Regions from separate parts of the Homo sapiens genome. Here regions 1 and 3 are each linked to region 2. Evidence: chromatin contacts called from ENCODE Hi-C or POLR2A ChIA-PET data. All regions are on one chromosome and are shown on one strand. Each heading gives the region's core, a stretch centred on a gene start or an enhancer-like site at or near the end of the contact. The rest is flanking DNA. Distances are from core to core; before and after follow the strand shown.

Region 1 (4,328 bases), core at 1,353-3,852, 870 kb after region 2:
TTTTGGCTTCCTTCCTTAAGTCACAAATGTCCTTGATGGCATCTAGAATTATGAATTTTTTCAATTTACTTTTTCCAGATCCATCCAAGGACCCCCTATCTCTGGCAGCTATAGCCTTATGAAATGTACTTTCTACATAATAAGACTTGAAAGTCACAATGACTCCTTGATCCATGAACTGTGGAATGCATGTTGGGTTAGCCAACATGAAAACAACACTAATCTCTTGTATGTCTCCAGGAGAACTCTTGGGTAAACAGGTACACTGTCAATGAACAGAAATATTTTGAAAGGAATCACTTTTTCTTTTCTTTTTTTTTTTTTTTTTTTGAGCAGTAGGTCTCAACAGCAGACTTAAAATGTTCAGTCAGCCATGACAGATGTGCTGTCATCTAGGCTTTGTTGTTCCATTTATAGAGCACAGGAAGAGTATATTTAGCATAATTTTTAAGGGTCTTAGAATTTTTGGAATGGTCAATGAGAATTGGCTTCAACCTAAAATCACCAGCTGCATTATCTCCTAACAAAAAAGTCAGCCTGCCCTTTGAAGCTTTGAAGCCAGGCATTGACTTTTCCTCTCTAGCAGTGAAAGTCCTAGATGGCATCTTCTTTCAATAGTAGGCTGTTTTGTCTACATTGAAAATATGTTTAGTGTATCCACCTTCAATGATCTTGACTAGATTTTCTGGATAACTTGCTGCAGCTTCTACATCATTTGCTGCTTCATCTTGCACTATTATGTTACGGAGATGGTGTTTTTCCTTAAATCCCTGATAGCTTCAACCTTTTCTTCTGCAGCTTCCTCAGCTCTCTCAACCTTCATAAGATTGAAGAGAGTTAGAGCCTTGCTCTGGATTAGGCTTTGGCTAAAGGGAATGTTGTAGCTAGGTTGATCTTCTCCCCAGACCACTAAAATTTTCTCCCTATCTGCAATGAGGCTGTTTTGTTTTCTTATAATTCATGTTTTCACCAGAGTAGCATTTTCAATTTCCTTCAAGAACATTTCCTTTGCATTCCCAACTTGTCTAATTATTTGACACAAGGCCGAGCTTTTGGCCTCTCTTGGCTGTTGATACATCTGAGCTTAATCGTTTCTAGCTTTTCATTTAAAGTAAGGGACATGCAACTCTTCCTTTCACTTGGTCACTTAAAGGGCATTGTAGGGTTACTGGTTGGCCTAATTTCAATATTAGGCCATTATTATTAGACAATTATTAGTGTTTCATTTCAGGGAATATGGAGGCCCAAGATGAAGCAGAGAGACAGAGGAACAGCTGGTTGGTGGAGCAGTCAGAACACACACATTTATTAAGTCCCTGTCTTACATGGGCTCAGTTCATGGTGCCCTCAAAACAATTTCAACAGTAACATCAAAGATCACTGATTACAGATCACTATAACAGGTACAATAATGAAAAAGTTTGAAAGATTGCAAGAATTACCAAAATGTGCCACAGAGACATGTAGTGAGCAAATGCTGTTGAAAAACGGTGCTAGGACTTGCTTAATGCAGAGTTGCCACAAACCTTCAATTTGTAAGATGTGAAAGATCTGCAAACAGCAATAAAGTGAATCGCAGTAAAACAAAGTGGGCTTGTACAGCAAGGAGGTTATACAAATATACTTTTGAAATCCTACAGCCAGTTTGAATCCAGGCTTTGGCAGTTATTACTATGACTGGGCAAACTACTGTGTTTTTAAACTTCATTTTTCCTATCTGTAAAATGGGGATTTTTTATAGATTGTGTGTGTGTGTGTATATATACACACACACACACACATATATATATATACACACATATATATATAGTTGTTGTGAAGATTTAAAAATGTACACCGTCACAAGGACTCCATAAAATAAGCTATTATTGTAATCTATTGGAGACAGGGCAAGTAAAAATCCACACTGATGTTAAGTGAATCTTTAAAAACAAGTACCAGAAAAAGACGAGTTTTTATTTTATAAGATATGACCTAAGGGGCCTAGGAAGAGAAAAAACTTGTTTTGTCAAGTCTAAATCCACTCATATTTCATGGGGCCACGTATCACGTCCAACCTTTGATATCTGGCACACAACAAACAAACAGGAAAGGCCTTTCGTGTGCTTTAATAAAAACAGCTTTCCATTTTAAAACGATAAATATATTGGAAAAATCTGTTGGCTCTCCAACAGCTCTTATAAAACAAAGCTCAGACGCTGTGTTTTTGTTGTTTGAAAGAGAGAAATCAGGGGCTTGGGCATTATTAGGCTCCCTTTGATCGCGCCCTGGGATGGGAAGCCTTCGGGCAAAGCCCTGGGGGCAGGACGCGTTTTTTTTTTTTTTTTTTTTTTTTTTTAATCGATCCCGGAACCTTCGCGCGGCGGAGGGGGCGGGCGCGCCGCAGGGGCCCGAGGGAGGGGTCTGGGGCGCGGCGCCGCTTGCCCATCCCCCGAGCGCGCGGCGGGGCGGCCGGCCGGCGGCCGCCGGGATGCGGAGGGGCGGCGACGGGGGCCGGACCCTGCCGGGGCGGCGGGGCGGGCACCGCCCGAGGGGGTAGGGCGCGCGCGGGGGCGCGCCGGGCCGGGGAGGCGCGCTCGCTCCGCGCTCCCTTCGCTCGCTCGTTCCCTCCTCCCTCGGCAGCCGCGGCGGCAGCAGGAGAAGGCGGCGGCGGCGGCTAGGGATCAGACATGGCGGCGGATCTGAACCTGGAGTGGATCTCCCTGCCCCGGTCCTGGACTTACGGGATCACCAGGGGCGGCCGAGTCTTCTTCATCAAGTAAAGAGCCGGGGACGGCACGGGGGCCCGCGGGGGCGGGAGGGCAGGAGGCGGGCGGCTGGCGACACGGGGGAGAGCCCGGGTCTGTGCTCCTGCAGCCCCTCGGCTCGCCCCCGCGTCCCCTCTCACGCTCCGTGTCTGCCCCTTCTCTCACCCCTGCAGCGAGGAGGCCAAGAGCACCACCTGGCTGCACCCCGTCACCGGCGAGGCGGTGGTCACCGGACACCGGCGGCAGAGCACAGGTAACGCCGGGCCCAAACGGAGTTGGGCTCCGCCTGGAGGAGGCGGCAGAGCCCGGGCCGCCCGGCTCCCCGCAACCTGCCCCGCGCCGCGGGCCCCGGGAGGCGGCGAGGCGGGGCGGAGGCCGGGCGGGAGCGGCCGCAGGTAGAGGGGCCACGGGGACTCCGCCGCCGGGAGTTCTCTCCAGTCTCGGGGCGCCTCTTTCTCCTCAGCCTTTCATCAGCACTTGGAGACGGCGCCCTCTTCCTGCGCCTTCTCCCCCCATCCCAGCCTAGACGACCCTCGCGACCCTAGAGTGGCGACGCTCCCCTCCCTGAAACCTGGAGTCCTGAGTTTTTCCTCCGCGGCCGCTACTCACTCCCCGGTGACCCCCAGCTGCCGTCTTGCCCCCCAGCAATCTTCAGGCAGTCCTTACCCACTCCCCTCCCTGCAGCCCCGGACCCCGATCGCCCGCCGGGATAACGTAACCACATCCTCCCCCTCCTCCCAGGAGCGCTGCCTCCTGCCGTGCAGCTTCCTCCTCCTAGGTGGGACTTGTGGGTAGGTGGCTGATGAAGGAGGAGGAGGAGGAGGAGAGGAGTTCGGGGGTGCTGCGATCCTCTCTGTGACAGGGAACGGCTCGGGAAACGCTTGGCGCGTTCCCTCCTGCCACGGGAGGAGCAGCCGGAGCCGGAGGAGGCGTTCGCAGCCTCAGTTGCTGGCGATCCGGATCTAAAGTCCCCGCCAGCCGCACGGAGGTTGCACAGACTGCCAGGAGGCGGTGGGCGTGCGAGGGGGTGTCCCGTATGGGGGCACCCGGGCCCTGTTTGGAGGGAGTCCGTGGGGAAGCGGCTCTCTCGGGTGGCTTTGGGAGCTTGTTTGAATGCTAAGTGTGAGTGGAGCTGGAAAAGGCTCCTCGTAGTTTCTGTACTGGTCTGGGTTTCTTTTATCATTCTTTGTTTACATTCGTGACTTGTTTGTCTTTGAAATGTAACATGTGTTCTCTTACTGGCCTGCCTCTAGTCCTGGTGATTGGAAAGGCTTGAGAGCAGTTTGGGTCGAAGGCGAGGCCAGTTTCAGCAGTCCTCAGAGCTGGCCTCTGGGGTACATTCTCTCGGACTCTGACATTCCGTGAATCTGTTAAAGTTGCCAGGATATTGAACAAACCTGCCTCTCTGTGAAATGCTGGAGTTCACTGAAGTGACTAATGTCTCCAAATTTGCAAAAAGGTGGAGGAAGAAAGGAAAGGCTGGTGTAGCAAGCATGATGAGCTTACATTTTTAAGGCATTTCTGACTAATACACTATCATGTTTCTCAATTCCCCGGTGCAGGCTTTTGCTTCAATATACC
Region 2 (4,827 bases), core at 1,537-4,036:
AAAATGATTGGTTCAAGTTTAGTACAAAATGTTGAGGCTCAGGTTGTATAAGACTTAGAAAAATCGATATAAATATTTTGTTTATGCTAGACATTAAATAGTATTTTTGGAATGTCTAAAAGCTCTATCTTTATAAAGAATTTCATATTCTATTGATTCATTTTTTCCCTCTTAAAGTGAATGAATAAGCAATTTACTTTTTAATAGAGCAGCAATGCAGTTAGCACTTAATTTCTAAATAACTTGATCAAAACATTTTCCTTTCTCTGGCAGTTTCCTATATTTGAAAGAGAAATATTCAAGTAGCTGCATTATTACCTGTATCTGCCTTCATTTGTTTTTCACCCAGGTAGTAACTAGGTTCGGGTCACTCTATTAGGCAACAGGGTGGGAAGTTGCTCTTGTAATCTTCATGATAGCAGAAATCTTGTCGGTCTTTTTCACCACATTATAACCTGTACTAGGTAGCTGCTAAGTACCCAGTAGATACTCTATCAGAACTTTTGACTTAAAAAGTGAGATCCTGCTTTAAAATGGGTATATACAAATAACATTAAAAAGAGAATGAGATGGAAAATGTGGAGCATGTATGAAATATGCAGGTAGCCAGCTTCGGGGTCTGGGTCACAACTCTTTATATTAAACTTTAAAGACAACTCTGCTAAGTTCTACCTACTGGCAGAGCGAGTGTTGAAAAATCTTTCCCAGGTTTCGAGCAAGACTACAGGCAGATGAGTAAGGACACTTGTAGAACTCATCTTGCAGTGTGTGTTCTGAAAATTGAGGAATTTTGAACAAAGAAATCACATTTGCTTTAGAGTGGGGGGAAATAAGCCTATTTAGAAAAAAATAGAAGGTTATATATAATTTGACATTGATTTCTTAATGTAACAAGCAAGAAAGTTTTAGAAGGCTGTTCACCATGGAACTTAAAATTTTGACTCTTACAATAAAATGCATAAACAAAATAACCTAATTAATGTTAACATAATAGACAGGAAATCAAATAAACTTGCACGTAAACATTGATTTTTAAATAAAATTTGCATTTCATTGTTGAAGCTTGATCATTCTGTCTTAAATACTTTGCCTAAAAAACGGAGTAGACTACTACCAGGTAAGACAGAAGGCTTTGTGTGTTTAAATTTTAGACATAGGACATAGCCATGAAAAAAGTAAATTTTAGAAGAAGCTTAATTGTTCTCTGGATTTTATTTTAATTAAAAGTGCTACTAAAATAGGTAAGCGTACATGTTAAGCAAGGAAAGATAAATTATTGAAGAACATATTTTCAAAGGAAACAAAGTACAAGGTACATTTTTGTACCCTTTCTTGTTAATGAATAATGACTATCAAACTGTTCTAACCTTAATCTTTGAGTTTTATCAAGATTAGATTGTTCCTTTTCAACCCAGTCCAGCTCTCATAAGTCCTCCTGAAAAATGTATGAGCCTACTTTAATGTGTGGTAAGAGATTTGTAGATCCAAAATGTTTCAATTTTTGAAGGGACTATTTTTCTTAAATAGTGGCTCATTTTAGGAATTAATTTAAAGAGATTTTTAAGGGTTTAGCATAAATGTATTTGGAAAAAATCACTACATGTAAAGTTATTTTTAAAGTCATCTATCTCCCCAGAGTTCCAAAGCTAAGAATTGCAGCTCAGGTTATTATTAAAATATAAAGGTATGATTGTTTTCCTGTGTGACATCACCCTCCACTTCTAGGTCAAGCTCCCATTTTTCTGTGACCTCTCACACCTTTGTAGCTTTAGAACAGAAGGGGTACAAGGGTCAGGGGATGGTGTTGTACAATTGTGAACCTTCAATACTATAAATATCTTTCCATGAGTAGCCCTGAAAGTGATATAATTCTCAACTTTCTCTTCTCTACCCTTCCATGTAAGAAATCATTCTTACAGAAAACTACTATAAATCTAAAAAGAAGAAAAAAGAAGAGAAAAAAACAGCAACAACAAAAGGATCCTACGACATATTTTGGAAACAAGAGTAATCCAATTTATTTTTATTTCCTAAAACTTTCTCCCAGTAAAGCAGGCCTACTTCTGGCAGATCCTATTTTACCTGGATTTAATTATATAATTTCTTGTGTTGTCTCAGAGTCTCCACACATTGTTCAATTTCAAGAGCAGTATACCAAAACAATAAACCACCCACATCTACTTGCTAATCTTATAAATATTGTTTTATTTTGCTGTTCCTTTTCAGATGTTATTAAAAATATTTAAATTGAAATTTACTATGCATCCTAAGGCTAAACTAAAAATTAATATCTTTCTAAATTAGAAAAAAATGAACTTATTAAATTCTAATTAAATAAAGAAAATACCTCGATAGGTGAAACTCACAGAATGGCTAGAATACCTTTTTCAAGGGCTCACCTCTGCTCCTGCAAATTGAGACCACTGGTTTCACCACATCCAACCACCTCCACGTTTAAATGCATAATAACCTTAGCTGTAATTTGAGGGGAAATATGCCCACCTTACACATTTTTAAAAAATATATTTTCGTTTGTATATTGCTGATCAGTATCTTTGGCCCGAATTCTGTTTAGCACAGAGAAGCTCATTTATGGTTGGGTTTTTGGCTTAAATCCTCTATTCATTATGTCAATGCAAACCTTTTTTCTTTTTTTTTCCATATAACCCTTCAGGGTTTGATGGAAAATAGATTTCCAAACACGCCCAACCTGCCAAACAGGAATAAAAGCTTCCAGTGGAAGCATCACGTTCCCTTGAAATAGAAGTGTTTTAGCTTGTGTGAGCGTATTTGACTCTTGAAAAGAAATGAGATCGTGTTTCATTTCAGGAAGATATATGCGTCAGGTAAGAAACTAAAACAAATAAACTTCCTATACTTAACTACATAGCATGATATTTCGACTCAAATATATTATTGAGGCAAAATAGCTCTTTAATTATACTGTGATACAAAAATGGTAGATGAATTTAAAATCAGAGTGAGTTTGTGCCATATTTTGAAACAGAGATATCCAGCTTGTAAATATTCCCCAAAATCTACAACCAGAAGATAGATCTTTCCTGAATAAACTTATTCTTTCTCTCTTTCCCCCCTCCCTCTGCCTCTTTCTTTCTCTCTCTCTCCAGCTAGCTGACACCACAGATTGCATTTGATAACATACCATTTCATCAGAGCCTTGAGCTAATTATTTCATTCATGTCTACTGGTAGATTTTTCTTAGTGTACACTTTTAGTGTCTTGAATCTCGTGCCACTAGCTTGTAGACGGCATCCCCATGATGGCTCCCAGAGGAAATTCTTGTTAAATGGAAGGTGGAATTTCTTAACATATGGGATCCAAACTAGAAGCAACTCCTGCTAGGGAGAAGCTCTGTTCTATTTCCATTTCCTCCCTCTGTGCTGCGGTCCGTCTCTGCTGTTTGCCTACCTCTTTATTCGTAGCTCACTGAGGCCAATGTGAACCTATTGTGTGTCCCAGTTGCCCCCTTATGTTCTTGTCTGATGAACAATTCTATTTCTGAAGCTTAGGATTAAAGTTAGAGATAAGATATACCCCATTCTTTCAAACTAATCATAATATATAACTTGTACATAGTGATCTCCTTTTTAAATGCATTAGCTAATGTAATTATTGCATCTTAGGAAACAGACTCAGAGAGCGAGGTTAAAGAACACATACCCCTCATGTCATTAATAATGTTATTAAGAGCTTGGATTTTAATCAAGGTTTTCTTATTCCAACTCAAGGGCTCTTTCCATGACATGTTATTTATTCTCCACGCATGTCTATCTGCCATCTGAACCAGATAAAAAGCAAGTTTGTGAATTGAGCATAAGAAAATAGTGAGCATAAGAAAATAGCTAACCATGAGTGAGCTGACAAAAAAAAAAAAAAAGACAACTTCTACCTCCTATAGAAAAGGTTCATAGTAGGTGAGTCTTCACTGATTCATTAAATAAGCAAGATCCTGTGATGCCATTGTGAACCCCAAGGCTATGATTTCACTTTTTCTTCTGCCTGAGCTGGAATCATTTTGGTCGTGAGGAAGCCCTCTTCAAGTAAGCAAAACATGGTACAATTCTCTCAGAGCTTAGGAAGAAAACGTGATGAAGTAATCATTTCCAATCTAGAAAAGCATTGTATTGTATTTCTAACTAAATTCTTGCTATTTTCCAAATGTATGATCTGATGAAATGTTATACAGATAATCATAGCAAAATATGATTAAATTGTTTAGGCATAAATCCATTTTAACTGTTATCAGTTCTTAGCAATAGACCTTTTATGACAAAACTCTTGCATTTTAAATTATTATGATTTATTTTTCTGTTGGCTGAAATATTTTCAAGAGTTTTTCAGCTATAAAATAAGAGTGATGTGTATCTTTGAATTTCTTATGCAAAAATATGTATTTTTCTTGGCAACCTTATTTTTTATCTCAAAGTTTTTCTAATTTTATTGTGGTTTTTCACTGTGCAAGTTATTTAAAAATGTTTTTTAAGTTTAAAAACATGAGTTCTGTAAGTTATCTTATTTTTACTGATTTTGACTACATTGGGGACAGAGAAAACAGTCTGTACAATACTGACTTTGAATTATATTAAAATTAGCCAAATATATGATCATTTCTCATAAGCCATCTTGTCCTTATAAAGGTATAAATTCCAATACTGGATACAGTATCTTATATATGTTCATTGAATTAAGCTTGTTAATTGTATATTTTTGACTGATCACTCTACAAATGATGTGAGATTACTATTACTTCCATTATAAATGTGGCTATATCAGTTTCTCCTTGTAGCAGTATAAACTGTTGCCATT
Region 3 (4,530 bases), core at 1,250-3,749, 930 kb after region 2:
AAGAATTTAAAACATTAAAATTTCATTAATCTGTCTTTCATATAAAGATTTCAATCATATTAGATTAGAAATGATGTTTCTGGTTCTGAAATTTTATTGATGCTTCTGGCAATGGCCAACTTAGAGTAAATATTTCAACGGAATAACTGTATCAGACCATGATGCTTGTTTACCTTTAAGGTCTTATTTTGCAGATTCAACTTATGAAAGTACTGTATTAATAAACTTGTAATCCCTAAAGACAAAAGAACAGATTTATAATACATATTATGTTGATTTAGATTCTATTCCTTTTTCAAATTAAATTCATTTTTTATTTTACCTTGTCATTGTCTGTTTGCATTTATAATTTATGTGTAAAGGCATTATATATACTTAATGGTAAATGGGATTCGATGTAAAAGAAAGCCTTTCAATGACCAATGTTTACTGAGCTTTTATTATACACCAAGACCTCTGGTAACTTTTGGGGTTACAGTGATGAATAAAACAGGCACTGTCCCTGAATTCTTGCAGCTGTCAACATAGAGCAAAGATAGACATTAGTCAAGTTTTTACACAGGTCAATAAAGTGTGTTTAAATGGGTTGAACCTGAGACTGGACATATATTTAGTTTACCAGAGAAGAATCTTCTAGGCTGAAGACACTCACAGGGTCTAAAAGAACCCAGTGTGCCTGGAACTAGGCAAGCAAGATGGGGTCCCCTAGCCATGGCTGGTGAGGGGGACCGGGGCCACACTGTGCAGGACCAAGTAGCTTCATTGAAGTCTTGGCAGTTTTTGGAGAATTAAATGATGTGAGAATTAGAGTAGAAACAAGGAGAATAGTTAAGAAGCTATTGCGTTTGTCTAAATGAAGAAAGATGGTAAATAGATGAAGAAAGTGTCAGCAGAGATGGAGGAAGGTAGACCATTTGAAGTGGAGATTTTGCAGATAGACTACATAGGATTTCTTGGGTTAGAAGAGAGGAATAAATTGCAGCCCTGTGATTCATGCAGCTGAGTGGAGAGTTCATGCTTAGAAATGGGAAAAAATATTTGTTCTTTTGGGGGAAAGGGCAGGGGGTCAGGGAGGAGTTGTGGATTGAAGGTGGGAGATCAACAAGAGATTCGTTTTTGGTAGGTTAAGTTTGAGATGGTTGTGGGAAAGCCAATGGAAATTTCAGGCAGGAAGTTTGGTATACCAGTCTGCAACTCAGGAATGGGTTAGGAAAATAAATTTGACTCATATCAACATATTCATGCTATTCAGACCATTAAACAGACTGCTCTCAAGTCTTGTGTAGACCAATGATAAGGACTAGGGTGACATAACTGCTAAAATTTTATTGACATAAATAACTCCTTTCTGAAAAACTAATAAAAATGAGAATGTTGCTTAGAAAAGGGCTCTTTTGAGAACAGCCAGAATTTTCCTTTCATTAGAGCTTTTGTGATTTAATGCCCCCACTTTCTATTCTTGATCTCATTCTAGTGGAATTTGGTTACTTGCTTTTCTGTGCTTTTCCAAAGACATTAATTTGTTTCTTTATTAATTGTTAAAATCTGCTTACAACGTGCGCTTCTTCATTTCCTCCTTGTGTCGTATATTTTAAAAGTTATTATTCAGCTGAGTCTTACTCTTTGAACTCTTACTCTTAGTGTCAGCTTCACTTCACCTTTTGAAAGAAAAAACCCAATCTTGAAATCCTCCTTTATCTTGTTAAAAAGTTTTAGGAAATATTTTGTTATATTTACTGGTAATTATATTTTCAGGGATAGAAATACTGGTTTAAAGCTAGGAAAACTTCCTTATGGATAATAATGCCTTTCTCTTGAAGCATTGCAAACAAGTAAATGAATTATCAGTTGGATAAATATTTCCTTTTTTGGTCTTTCAATTCCCCAAATAATTTCTTTTAAAAAATACTCATTTATTCAGGTTAATGCAAAGCACTGTGCCAGGTGCTGCAAGAGAGAAGGCTGAGAGATAACTGATTGCATTCAAGATGTGTACTACATGTGTGGCCCTCATCATGAAATCAGAGAGCTTTACATGCTGCGCATGAGTGATAACAATCTAAAAGTCTTAGTAGGAAATATAGTTATTGCTTGGACATTCTAGACTTAAAAATTAACCTTGAAAGCCCAGCATATCTAATCATTTCTAGCATGTTGGAGAACTGAAGATGATTCATTTAGCCAGAAATTTCAGTTATCTCAGTGTTATTGCAAGTTCCCTATCTGATCTTCCTCTTTTTGCTTGCCTTACTCTTGTGAGACAACTATTAGGTGTGTTTTAAATGGGTTGTCCCAAAGGAGAAGAGACTTTCCTATTCTCAGCCCTCTCAAGATAAGCAGAACTGAGATTAGGAAAAAAGCAACTGAGCCAGAGCCAATTTTCACAGGAATTTAAAAATATCAGTGTGAAAACAAAATGAGCAGTGAAGCCTAGCTATTTAAAGGGCATGCAAAAGAGAAGTTGGAAAAGGAACATGAGCTGGCAGCTAACTGGACGAGTGTGGTGACTAATTAGTTTCCTATGATGTAAACATATTTGGTATTTTATGTCATTTATTTTAATTTTTTTTGACCATGACTCGCAATAAGAAATAAATATTATTGGATGACCCACTGTCCACTTTATATAATACTAAAATGAAAATACTTTCTTCCCTTTACCACCTATACCTTCTCTTCTGTTTTGTTATTTTAAAGTACTGGTAGCAAACATCCTGTTAACTGCATTTCATTATCTACTAATGGGTCAGACCAAGATTTAAAAACACAGTGCCCTGTGAAACAGTGAGATTTACATGGGCAAGAATGGGAGTGAAGTAGGGATTATTTCTTGCATGTAACTGTGGGTCATAGACCAGTATGTAGAAATCAAACTGTTAATACTTTAATACCCTGACACACAGCTTCCCACACTGAATGCTTTGAGTTAATGTTGAGTGTTGTTGAATGAACAGCCTAGCATCCATCACTACCATGCGGCCTAATTGGTTGTTGTTGTTGTCAGTCTTGTCCCCTAAACTCATCTTATTGCAGTACAGATGATTGTTTTTCAACTGCTGCTGCCAAGAACCAAAATATTCAGTTATACAAAATAAGATACGTTGTAACCTAATTAGATACAGGTATATCAGCTGTTTTCTCAAATCACCTCTAAACATAATGCAATAATCATTTATTAACATTCCCTGTTCCTGTGAGTCAGGAATTCTCAAGCTGCTTGGTTGGGTAGTTCTGGCTCAGGTTCTCTTACGAGGTTGGATGAGCCTTATGAGCTTAAGGCTTTAGTCTCTGCAAGCTTGAAAGCTCATGCTGGAGGATCACGTGTCTGGCAAGTTGATGGTGGGTAGTTGGTTTCTCTGCATAAGGCTGCGTGACCCATGACATGGTGGTTGGCTTTGTCCATAGTGACCAAGCCTAAGAGAGTAAGGTAGAAGCCGCACTGCCATTATGACTTAGCTTTGGGTGTCACTTTTGTCATATTTTATTGGTGAAAAAGGCCAGCCTTGATTCATTGCAGGAGGGGACTATACAAAGGTGTGTATACCCTTGTATAGTCCGTGTATAGGCTGGGGATCACTGAGGGTCATCTTAGAGGCTTGCTACCATACTTTAAAAGGATATCTTTATTAACAATTGACTTGAATTTAAAAAAAATTTTAGTATTTTTATTTTTAATTTTAATGAAGGAAAAAGTAAACATGTAAATGCTTGCTTTATTTTTCAATTTTATAAAAGCAGTTAATTACAGAGAAGTGCTGACATTTCTACTTTTCATAGGAAACTTGGAGAGAAGTCAAAGGTGTAAAAAGGACAAATTTTAGAAAATGAGATTCATGAGGAAAGACTGATTAAGTTCACTTTAGTTAATGAAATGTGGAATTATGAAAAATTAAATATTAAGGAGAACCCTAATGAAATTATAAGAATAGAAAATAATTTACTCTTGGCCTGGCACAGTGGCTCACACCTATAATCCCAGCACTTTGGGAGGCCGAGGCGGGCAGATCACTTGAAGTCAGGAGTTCAAGACCAGCCTGGCCAACATGGTTGAAACCCCGTCTCTACTCAAAATACAAAAAAAATTTAGCCGGGCGTGGTGGCATTCGCCTCTAGTCCCAGCCACTCGGGTGGCTGAGGCAGGAGAATTGCTTGAACCTGGGAGGTGGAAGCGGTTTCATTGAGCCCAGATGGCACCTCTGCAGTGCAGCGTGGGCCACAGAGTCAGACCCTATGTCTCAAAAAATAAAAAAGAAAAGAATTTATTCTTACTAAAATTAGTAAACCTAATCATTAATAAGTGAAATTGATCTAGTAAATAATTGATCAGAGGCATGTGGTACTAAGCTTTTAAGGAGTGATGAGACTATCATAGACATTCTACTTAACTAATACTTTCGATTAGGGGTTAGTAACTGTGGCTGTGGACCAAATCCAGCCTGCTGCCTGTTTTTGTAAATAAAGCTTTGTTGGAATGCAGCCATACTCATTTATGTAATGTCTATGGCTACTTTCTCACTATAGCAAAGTTGA

What was found. A loop is a pair of places that touch in the nucleus more often than their neighbours do. ChIA-PET counts read pairs that join two places held with the same protein, here RNA polymerase II (POLR2A). Pooled maps may share reads with other maps.
Region 1: a map of PC-9 shows a loop between it and region 2 (4-fold over the local background). The contact joins the promoter of PLEKHA5 here to the promoter of PIK3C2G in region 2. A Hi-C loop is called at or near these places in 4 of 168 maps with a recorded cell type or tissue (Calu3, MCF 10A, PC-9 and 1 more) and 3 of 50 pooled maps. POLR2A ChIA-PET finds 5 or more read pairs at or near these places in 1 of 52 experiments (MCF 10A).
Region 3: a map of CD4-positive, alpha-beta T cell shows a loop between it and region 2 (8-fold over the local background). The contact joins the enhancer-like site here to the promoter of PIK3C2G in region 2. A Hi-C loop is called at or near these places in 32 of 168 maps with a recorded cell type or tissue (A673, CD4-positive, alpha-beta T cell, CD4-positive, alpha-beta memory T cell and 23 more), 32 of 37 single-sample maps with no recorded cell type and 34 of 50 pooled maps. POLR2A ChIA-PET finds 5 or more read pairs at or near these places in 1 of 52 experiments (GM12878).

What each region holds. Positions count from the first base shown.
Region 1 is chr12:19,127,131-19,131,458 of GRCh38, forward strand. It overlaps PLEKHA5 (pleckstrin homology domain containing A5), which reads left to right and starts at 2,603. Exons shown (of 32, transcript NM_001256470.2): 1 at 2,603-2,758; 2 at 2,921-3,000. The coding sequence starts at 2,670.
Region 2 is chr12:18,258,732-18,263,558 of GRCh38, forward strand. It overlaps PIK3C2G (phosphatidylinositol-4-phosphate 3-kinase catalytic subunit type 2 gamma), which reads left to right and starts at 2,787. Exons shown (of 33, transcript NM_001288772.2): 1 at 2,787-2,846.
Region 3 is chr12:19,188,471-19,193,000 of GRCh38, forward strand. The region is part of intron 3 of PLEKHA5 (pleckstrin homology domain containing A5); the gene reads left to right. Among named protein-coding and RNA genes, the nearest start is that of PLEKHA5, 61 kb to the left of the region's middle. Within about 2 kb of position 2,500, at least 3 of the 41 ENCODE cell types and tissues checked have a DNase peak (open chromatin) inside an H3K27ac peak, as active enhancers do.